3 separate regions of the Homo sapiens genome follow, and regions 1 and 3 are each linked to region 2. A link is a contact called in ENCODE Hi-C or POLR2A ChIA-PET data. All regions are on one chromosome and are shown on one strand. Each heading gives the region's core, a stretch centred on a gene start or an enhancer-like site at or near the end of the contact. The rest is flanking DNA. Distances are from core to core; before and after follow the strand shown.

Region 1 (2,700 bases), core at 184-2,683, 300 kb before region 2:
TCAGTTAATGATAAAGAACTACTGCACTTTAATGCTTCTTCTCTATACCAGACTCTCAGAAATTGATACATACTAAAGTATGCTTTCAAATGTCAATCATTTCCTATAAGTGCCTAACATTTTAAAGTAATAAAGTGTGATTTTGAGCTAAGACTGGTAAACAAAGTGTGCTGCAGCCACAAGCGTACTGCGCTTTAGCCTCTATCTAGTTCAAGAACCACTTCCAGAGGATATGAGTGAGGCTTACAGGCGTGTGCAGGTAATTCTCCCTGCTCAACTGAGATTACCATCATTAGCTCTGGTCCATAAAGGGAAAACTAAGACACAAAAGCCACATTGATGTTCTAGGCCACACAGCCAATTGCAGTGACTAGAAGAAAGAAGCCTCCCCGGGCGGCGAAGGTTGCAGTGAGCTGAGATCGCGCCACTGCACTCCAGCCTGGGCCACAGAGGGAGACTCCGTCTCAATTTAAAAAAAAAAAAAAAAAAAAAAAAAGGAGCCTCTGAGGGGCCCTCTGGGACTGCAGTAGGTCACACATGCTCCCTGCTTATTAGCATAGAACGCCCCGGTGATTCATGCAATGGAATGTTTCAGCCAAGGATGTCACCTAATAGAGGATATGTTGATACAGCTTTATCTGAGAAGTTACATAATCGTCCTAGTGTGGAAATGCCATAAAGGAATTTCTGGCTTGAATAAAAGAGGTGTGTATCCCCTGGGAAGTACTCCACAAAGGGTATGAGGAGATTTTCAGTGAGAAGCTGACTACCCCAGACTGGGCAAGTGACTTGTTAAAAACAGGGCTCAATGGAGGCTCTCTGAGGACAGTGACTGCGCCCACTTTGATTTGGTAAGGCTTTGACTCCTGCTCGAGAGAGTCCAGGGACCCCTAGACCTGCCTGTCCTTCCACAGGGAAGAGCGACCTTTCTGTATCTAGCCTCCTGGGATAGAAAGGTCCCTACCTTGAGTCCTCTCTGCTTCGTTCTTTCAGGTCACACATTTATTTCTGCAAGCCTTCAGACCTTCCATTCTCTTTCTGCCCTAGAGAGCAGAATGAATCCTTCCCCCGATTTTGTTGGAATTCTCTGAAAGAAATCCTGCCAAGTCTCCCACTCTGGAATACCACCCCCAGCACCCAATCTTCCCTCGACCTCGCCTCCCATCGCCCCACCAGCGCCCAGGACGTGGCAGGAGGAAGGAGGCTGGAGGGAGGGGCGCGGGTGGCACGAGCACCTGTCACCTGACCGGCTCGGGCCCTCACTTCTCCAGCCCCGGCCCTGCCCACCCTCTGGCCGGTGAGAGCCGACAGGGCCCCCGCCCTCCCGGACCCGGACAGGCCCGTCCCTCCCGCCCCGGCCTCCGCCACCGTCCAATGGCCGAGGGGCAGGGCCCGCTGAGCAAGCCGCGGCAGCCCCGCCGGGTCCCCGCCCTGTTCCCGGTTCCCGAGCCGGGCCCCGGAGGCCTTTAAATGCTGCCCAGGGCCGACGCGGCACGGCCCTCGCCACTTTTCTTGGTCGGGCAGCGGCAGCGGCAGCGGCAGCAAGCAGCCCCGTCGGCCCGGGTCCGGGGCCGTTCTGGGCCGCGGCAAGCACCTTCGCCCTCCCAGCTCGCGCTGCCTCCCTCCCCTCCCCTCCTCCCAGGCTCTGCCTGCCAGGTCGGCGCCGGGCCCCGGGCGCGCGCGCGCGCGCCCCCTCGTGTGTGCGCGCGCCCGCCGCCAGCTCGGACCCGCGCCCCCGCCCCCGCCCCGCGCAGGACAGCCCCGGGATCCCCGCCCGCGCGCCGCGTCCCACGTACCCCGCCGCGCCGGGCAAGAAGATGGCGGGATCAGTGGCCGACAGCGATGCCGTGGTGGTGAGTGTGGCAGGGCGCGCGCGAGGCGCCCCTCCCCGCCGTCCCGCACTCCGCCGCCGCCTGCTCCAGCAGTGCTGGGGTGCTGAGCAGCCGCAGGCCCGGCCGGCGCCCGGCGCGTGGGAAGGCGCCCGGTACCTGTTAGCAGCCGCTGGCTGCGCGCGGCCGGTGTTAGGGGCTGGAGAGGCTCCCGGGCTGCGGGGCTCTGGGCTGGGGAGGGAGTTTGGGGAGGATGGCGGGTAGGGACGCCCGACAGCCCCCTCTGTGCCGTGCAACCGCCAGCCAGGTGTGCGCGTGGGTGAGTGTGTCCGGGGCGCGCGCCCCGCCACCGCCCCCGACGTACCGGGGATTCCCCCTTGGAAATGGGTCGGCGCCCGGGGCTCCCGAGAGAAGTTGAGCACGGCCGCTGCACTTCAGTCACGTCCCGAAGGACAGGCCTGGCCCACCGCGCTTCCAGAAGCGTTTACGGTTGGAGAGGGGCCTGCCCTCCTCCGGCGTGGGGCTCTGGCTCTTCGGTGGACCTCGACCTTGATTTTGATCTGGATCTGAAGGGTCTGCGGATCTTCAGAGGCTTAACTACCGGGTGGAAAGGATGGGTTTTGTTCGGGGGTGATGAGATTATCTAAGAGACGGTGAAGAGGCATCATCTGCAGACACTGTGTGCATGTGGAAGGCTGCTGGATTCCACCACATCTGTGTGGGTTCTTCCTCCAGCCCCCCAAAAAAGAGCCCATGGAAAGCCAATCTGTGTACTTCTATTTTTAGAAACTAGATGATGGCCATTTAAACAACTCTTTGAGCTCTCCAGTTCAAGCGGACGTGTACTTCCCACGACTGGTAAATGATTTTG
Region 2 (2,700 bases), core at 103-2,602:
CATCTACAGGACAAAACCCACAAAAGCCAGGTTAGAAACGTCCCCCAAGGTCACACAGCCAGTGAGGGATGGTGGTAAGATTCAAACTCTGGCAGCATGGCTCCCTTGTGCTATGAGGTCTTTCAATAATTCAGTCTTACACTCATAAAAAAGGTCACATGATAAAATTTACTAAACAATTCAAAAAGGTTTTGTGTAAGTCTTCCTGAAACACTCTGGAAGGTTTTGGGGCTTATGACAAGCATTTCTTTAAGACAGCATTTACATTTAAGTCACTTTTCATCTTTACTACTTTGGGCTGATCATAAACACATTTCTGCTCTTTAAAAAGAAATATTTCTGTAGCAACTTGGCAGATTTCGGTACAGGAACAGTCTATTCTTTAAAATTAAATTTAGTAACAACTTATTCTGGTTACTCTGAAAGAGAAGGAGAGAATGAACTATTAAGAGGCCTTTCCTGTACTTTAATGTTTCAAAACATGTTTGGTTTGGCCTCATTTGAATCTTGTGGACAACTAGCCCAGAACTTGACTCAAAAAGAGTAATACCATTTTAAAACAGCTGAATTCTAAAAAGCAACCTCAGAAGCCAACTCTGAGCAACTATTTCTCATAATTTTTACTTTTATTTCAAACAAAATATGAAAGATGCATATGGCAACATCCTCATAAAGCATATATAGACAGGTATTTGTACTTCTGAGCTATGGACAACCAAGAAACCAAATCAAAATTTTACAAAATTCTGTAGTATGACATTGCTGAACAAGCAATGAAGTACACAAAAGATGGATATCAAAAGAGAAATAATCCATATTTCTCTCATATCCTTAACATGCTCCATTGTGTCCAGTGACTGAGAAATTTAAAACTCTGTGTTGTAATGCCTCCCTGTAACAGAGGTGAGCTAAAGATGAAGTGTCAAGCTGGATTTCCATCTTACCTTGCTTTCCCCCAACAGGTTCAAAGACTTCATAACCTTTGATACGGACTTGATATTTTTTCAATAGGGAACCCATAAAACTATTTTCAAATAAAAACACTAAGCAATGCCACTAGACAATCTGTCTTTCTCTGCTTTATCGCTGCCCTATCGCCACGCATTAAAATTAAAAATACCTTTCTGCCTTGCCTTTATTGAATAAAAGTTTAACTTTGAATTAGAAGAAAACGTACCCATCGTCCCTTTTACACTTTTTGCAGGTGATAGAATCTATCAGATCACATTGGTGGCTATCACTGCTCTCTAAGCATCCTAAAGACAGAAAGCATGCCATTACCAAATGTTTTATAAGCGTTATAATGCCCCGATGGTGGAAGTCTGGCAATACCTAGATATACAGCAAGGCTGGTGAATAAGGAGCTGAGGGGCGGAGGAAGCGGGAGCGAGGGAGGGAGGAAAGGAGGGAGTCGCCACCTTAAATCCACGCCGGACCGGGAACCTGCAGCCCACAACCTGATCCCTGCCCTCCCCAACAGTGGACCGGCCACCACATTTTTTCAGATCCTCCTCACCCAACCCAGCACAGCACTCACCCTTCTGCGAAGAAGTCGGCACCCAGTCCAGCTCCGAGACGGGTCGGGGTGGCAGCGAGGGAGGGGGCGTCTGGGCTGTGGGCGGGGGGTGTCTGTGCGTCACTCGAGTACAGGACGGTGAGTTCGAGGGGTGGGAGCGCAGAGGAGCGGGGAAATCAAGTCACGGCCGAAAAGGGAGAAGGAGAAACGGAGGGGTGGGGTGATGGAGCGCCCCCTCCCTAAAATAAACCCACCGGCCCCTACGATCTCTGCCCCAGAGAGGGAAAATAAAATCAGGGGAAATAATAGACCAACCAATAAATCTCTAAAACGACGAGGAGCGAGGAACAGACTTTAATTTAAAGGGGGGAAAATTGAGCGAGGGCTGGAGGGGAGACAGAGGGAAGCGGCTCTGGGTCTATCCCATGCCTTTGCAGTCCCCAGGCAGAGGAGGAGGCTGGCTGAGGGGAAGTTGCAGCGGCTCCCGAGGAGGAGGAGGAGAAGGAGGAGGAGGATGTTACACCGTAACAAGTACAGACAGACAGCCATGGATCAGAGGGGCGCTGCAAGCAGGAGCAGGGGCGGCCGCGGCGGGGCGAGCGGCGGCGGGCGGCAGCACCGCCTGCTCGGCTCGCTCAAGACATTTAATTGGATTGATGGGTTGTGCAGTGACTCACAGACTTTACAGAGTCGTACAGCAATCCCCGCCCAGCTGGACAGGGGTGATGCGGCGGGGACGGGCGGGGTAAGGGGGCCGAGAAAGAGGTGAGCTAGGAGGCGGCGACGAGAGGGTGAGGAGCTGAGGGGGCGGAGCGGAGCGGAGCTACCCAATGGTGAGGCCCATCGTTCCGACGGGCGTGGGCCTCGACCTATGGCGGCGCGGCTCGTTAAGCGGCTGGCTGCACCCCTGGCCCAATGAGTCTTCTAAGGACACTGCCGCGAGCGGGGCGGGGGCAGTGGAGTGGGGGGTGGGGAGAGGTGGGTGGACGTTCAAGTGTGGGGTGGAGGGAAGGAGGAGGCGCCGGAGACCCGCGGAGTCACTCGGCCCTCCTCGCTCCAGAAGTGCGCCTTCTGCCAATCCGAGCGCCTCGCGGGAGTGATGGACGCGAGCGTGTGGCCAATGGGGAGGAGAGGGCTTCCGCAGCCGGCCAGAGGGGAAGGAGCGGGCGGGCCCGGCCTCCTCC
Region 3 (2,700 bases), core at 124-2,623, 470 kb before region 2:
CAGTATTTCTGAATGTTTACTGATGTCCTAGTTTCCTGTTATTTCTCCCCTTTGCCCATCCCTCAGGCCAAGCTGCTTGGCACTCGGTGCCCATTGCTTTAAGGTTGATGTAACAGAAAGAAATGAATCTTCCTAGCTCTGGTCCCTAAAAGGCTAAAAGCCCCCTGGGAACTGTATAGGACTCCAGTCATAGCCAAAATATTTGGGGGATGTGGGGATTGAGGAGAGCAGGGTCTCCCCTGGACTAGAAAATATCCCCCAGGCCTGTGGAAGGAGAGGTAGAGGGGACAGGAGGAGACCAGAGATGTCATCTGTCCTGAGGTCCAGTGGGGAGTGGGGTTGGGAAATAGCTGTGCAGTGGGTCTGAACAAACTGTTCTTACACAGCCAGGCAGAGTCCTGGCTCCCAAGTGAGACATGAAAGCCGCAAGGAGATTGCCCACCATTTGTGAAGGGGCACAGACACCAGGAACTCATCTGAGTGGTGATCTATGTGCCTCAATGACCTACAATTATGAGAATAAAAGATGTCTCATTGGACACCCTTGTGGACAGGTGACGGAAGACTGACAGGCCTTCACCAGCCTAATGACCTGGCACAACTTAACTGTCGAGGAACGCCAGAGAAGGAAAGAAACTCCAAGTTGGCTGAGATACGTTTCTACCACTCCATAGAATGGGAACTCAATGCTTTAGAGAAAAATATAGGCCTTAGTCACCTAAATTGTGACAAGTAGCCTGCAAGAGAGGGAAGGCTTTGAGGAACTGAAAGATGGCCATAAGAGTTTAATCCAGTGAGCAAGGGGAAGGCAGCCCAGGTGAGGTTGGAAGGACAGGCAGGGGCCAGATCACACAGGACTCTGTAGTGCGGGCCAGGGGATTTGTATTTAAGTGACATGGGAAGCTGTTTCAGAATTTTTAAGCAGTTCCTGTTCTTTAAAGTTCACATTAATTCTTGCATGGGGTTGGGGGGTGTCCTGAGCAAAGGTTAGGAGTGCAGTTGAAGGGCTATTGCAGTCTTCCAGTTGAGAGCAGATGGTGGCTGAAACCAGGCTGGGGGCAGTGGAGCAAGTGGATGGGTTCTTGATATATTTTAGTGGTAGAAGGAACAGGTTTTGCCATTGGGTTGGATGTGCGGAGTGAGGGAAAGGAAGAGTTGGTAAGAACTCTCAGGTTTCTATTTGAACAACTGGTGGGAAAATGAAGCCATTTACACAGCAGAGGAAGTCTGGGGAGAAAACAAGTGCCTGTGAGGAAATCCAGACTTTTTGAGATGCCTGAGTGATGCCGGAATGGAAATGTTCGGAAGGTAGGAAGGGTTGGTAGATAAGTAATCAACAGCATAGAGAAGAGGTCTGGGTTGAAGGTAGGGATATGTGTGTCATCTGTGTGAGCCTTTACCACTTATTGTTTTGTTTCATTTGCTTTCGCTTTTGCTTCTCCTCTGACCCTGCACCTGTGCAACTTCCCCTCCTCCGTCAGGTCTCAGCTCCAATGTTGCTTCCTTCGGGAGGCCGCCCTACTCCTACCCCAGTGTGAATTAGGCCGAGTTAGGCTCTCCCCCAGTCTTTCTGTTTAAATTTTTCCTTCCAAGCACTTATCATGGTTTGAGATGAAAGATTTATGTTTGCCTGTCCTTTAGCGATGAATCCCAGTCCACACTGAAATGTGTTAGAAAAAAATGACTTCATTTTTCTGTAATGAAATCATTTAGGCCCTAAATCTGAGGAAGAGAAGGCAGGAAGAAGAGCTGAGTGCAGATAAATTGCAACATTTATGGATCAGATAGAAAAAGAGACACTGCCGCAAGCAGCTAAGAAGGAGCTAGAAAGGAAACAGGGTGTCCGGGATGCCATGGGAGAGGGAGATGGGAGCGTTTCAGGACAGAGCACGTGTCGCTGTGTCTGATTCCGTTGAGGAGTCAAGCGTGTAAAGACTGGAGTGTCTACTGGATTTACAATACGGGGACACAGGTCCTTGGTTCCAGCAGTTTGTGTGGAGCAGTGCAGATAGAAGTCAAGTTGCAGCGAGTAAGGGAATTAATGGAAGGCAGGAATAAGAGAGAATATGTGAAGATGATTGTTCCAAGAAGTTTTACTGTTAGGAGAGAGAAACTAGGGCAGTAGCTAGGAGGGTATATGAGGTTAAAGGAGGATATCTCAGAGAGGCATGATCCTGACATATATCTATGTGTAGATGGGAACAATGGATTGAAGGGGTGGGATGGGGAGAAATAACAACAGAAGGAATCAGAGATGAACACAGAGAGAAGAGGAAGGGAGAGAGCAGGTGTGCGGGGTGTTGACTTGCAAAATGGAGCAAAGAAGGCTTTAAAGCCTACCCCAAGAGCAGCCCCCAGCCATGCCTAGATTAAGATGAGCCAGAGGGCTCCTTTGCAGCCCAAAGGGACCAGGGGGCAGAGAGGAAATGCCAGCTGCAGCTCTAGGAGGGGAAGCCATGGGTCTGGCTCAGTGGTAGTCAGTGGGTCGGCAGCCAGTCCCTGGCCCCTGGCCAGGCACATATTGGGAGCAGAGTGGCAAGTCTTCTGACAGCATTGTTGGAGAGGAAGGACCATGTGGGTGAGTGCTGAACAGCGGGAGGGCAGCCAGGACCAACTTCAGAGCCGAGCAAACTCAGTGGGAGCCTGGAGGAAGGGTTGGCAGGTGCCACCCCTGCTTCCTCTGTTTCTCTCTACTACATC

The links. A loop is a pair of places that touch in the nucleus more often than their neighbours do. ChIA-PET counts read pairs that join two places held with the same protein, here RNA polymerase II (POLR2A). Pooled maps may share reads with other maps.
Region 1: a loop to region 2 is called in a map of ascending aorta, with 2.2 times the contacts of the local background. The contact joins the promoter of LGALSL here to the enhancer-like site in region 2. A Hi-C loop is called at or near these places in 1 of 168 maps with a recorded cell type or tissue (ascending aorta), 1 of 37 single-sample maps with no recorded cell type and 7 of 50 pooled maps. POLR2A ChIA-PET finds 5 or more read pairs at or near these places in 3 of 52 experiments (OCI-LY7, PC-9 and activated CD4-positive, alpha-beta T cell).
Region 3: a pooled map shows a loop between it and region 2 (3-fold over the local background). The contact joins two enhancer-like sites. A Hi-C loop is called at or near these places in 1 of 168 maps with a recorded cell type or tissue (PC-9) and 1 of 50 pooled maps. POLR2A ChIA-PET finds 5 or more read pairs at or near these places in 1 of 52 experiments (H1).

What each region holds. Positions count from the first base shown.
Region 1 is chr2:64,452,729-64,455,428 of GRCh38, forward strand. It overlaps LGALSL (galectin like), which reads left to right and starts at 1,434. Exons shown (of 5, transcript NM_014181.3): 1 at 1,434-1,853; 2 at 2,616-2,687. The coding sequence starts at 1,818. It overlaps LGALSL-DT (LGALSL divergent transcript), which reads right to left and starts at 2,150. Exons shown (of 3, transcript XR_002959392.2): 1 at 1,797-2,150. RefSeq lists silencers at 1,191-1,610, 1,621-1,690, 1,781-2,080.
Region 2 is chr2:64,748,744-64,751,443 of GRCh38, forward strand. No RefSeq gene overlaps it. Among named protein-coding and RNA genes, the nearest start is that of SERTAD2, 96 kb to the left of the region's middle. RefSeq lists silencers at 1,579-1,648, 1,980-2,700. Within about 2 kb of position 1,353, at least 36 of the 41 ENCODE cell types and tissues checked have a DNase peak (open chromatin) inside an H3K27ac peak, as active enhancers do; they include OCI-LY7, PC-9 and ascending aorta, where a contact is called at or near this core.
Region 3 is chr2:64,282,403-64,285,102 of GRCh38, forward strand. No RefSeq gene overlaps it. Among named protein-coding and RNA genes, the nearest start is that of MIR4433A, 57 kb to the right of the region's middle. Within about 2 kb of position 1,374, at least 11 of the 41 ENCODE cell types and tissues checked have a DNase peak (open chromatin) inside an H3K27ac peak, as active enhancers do.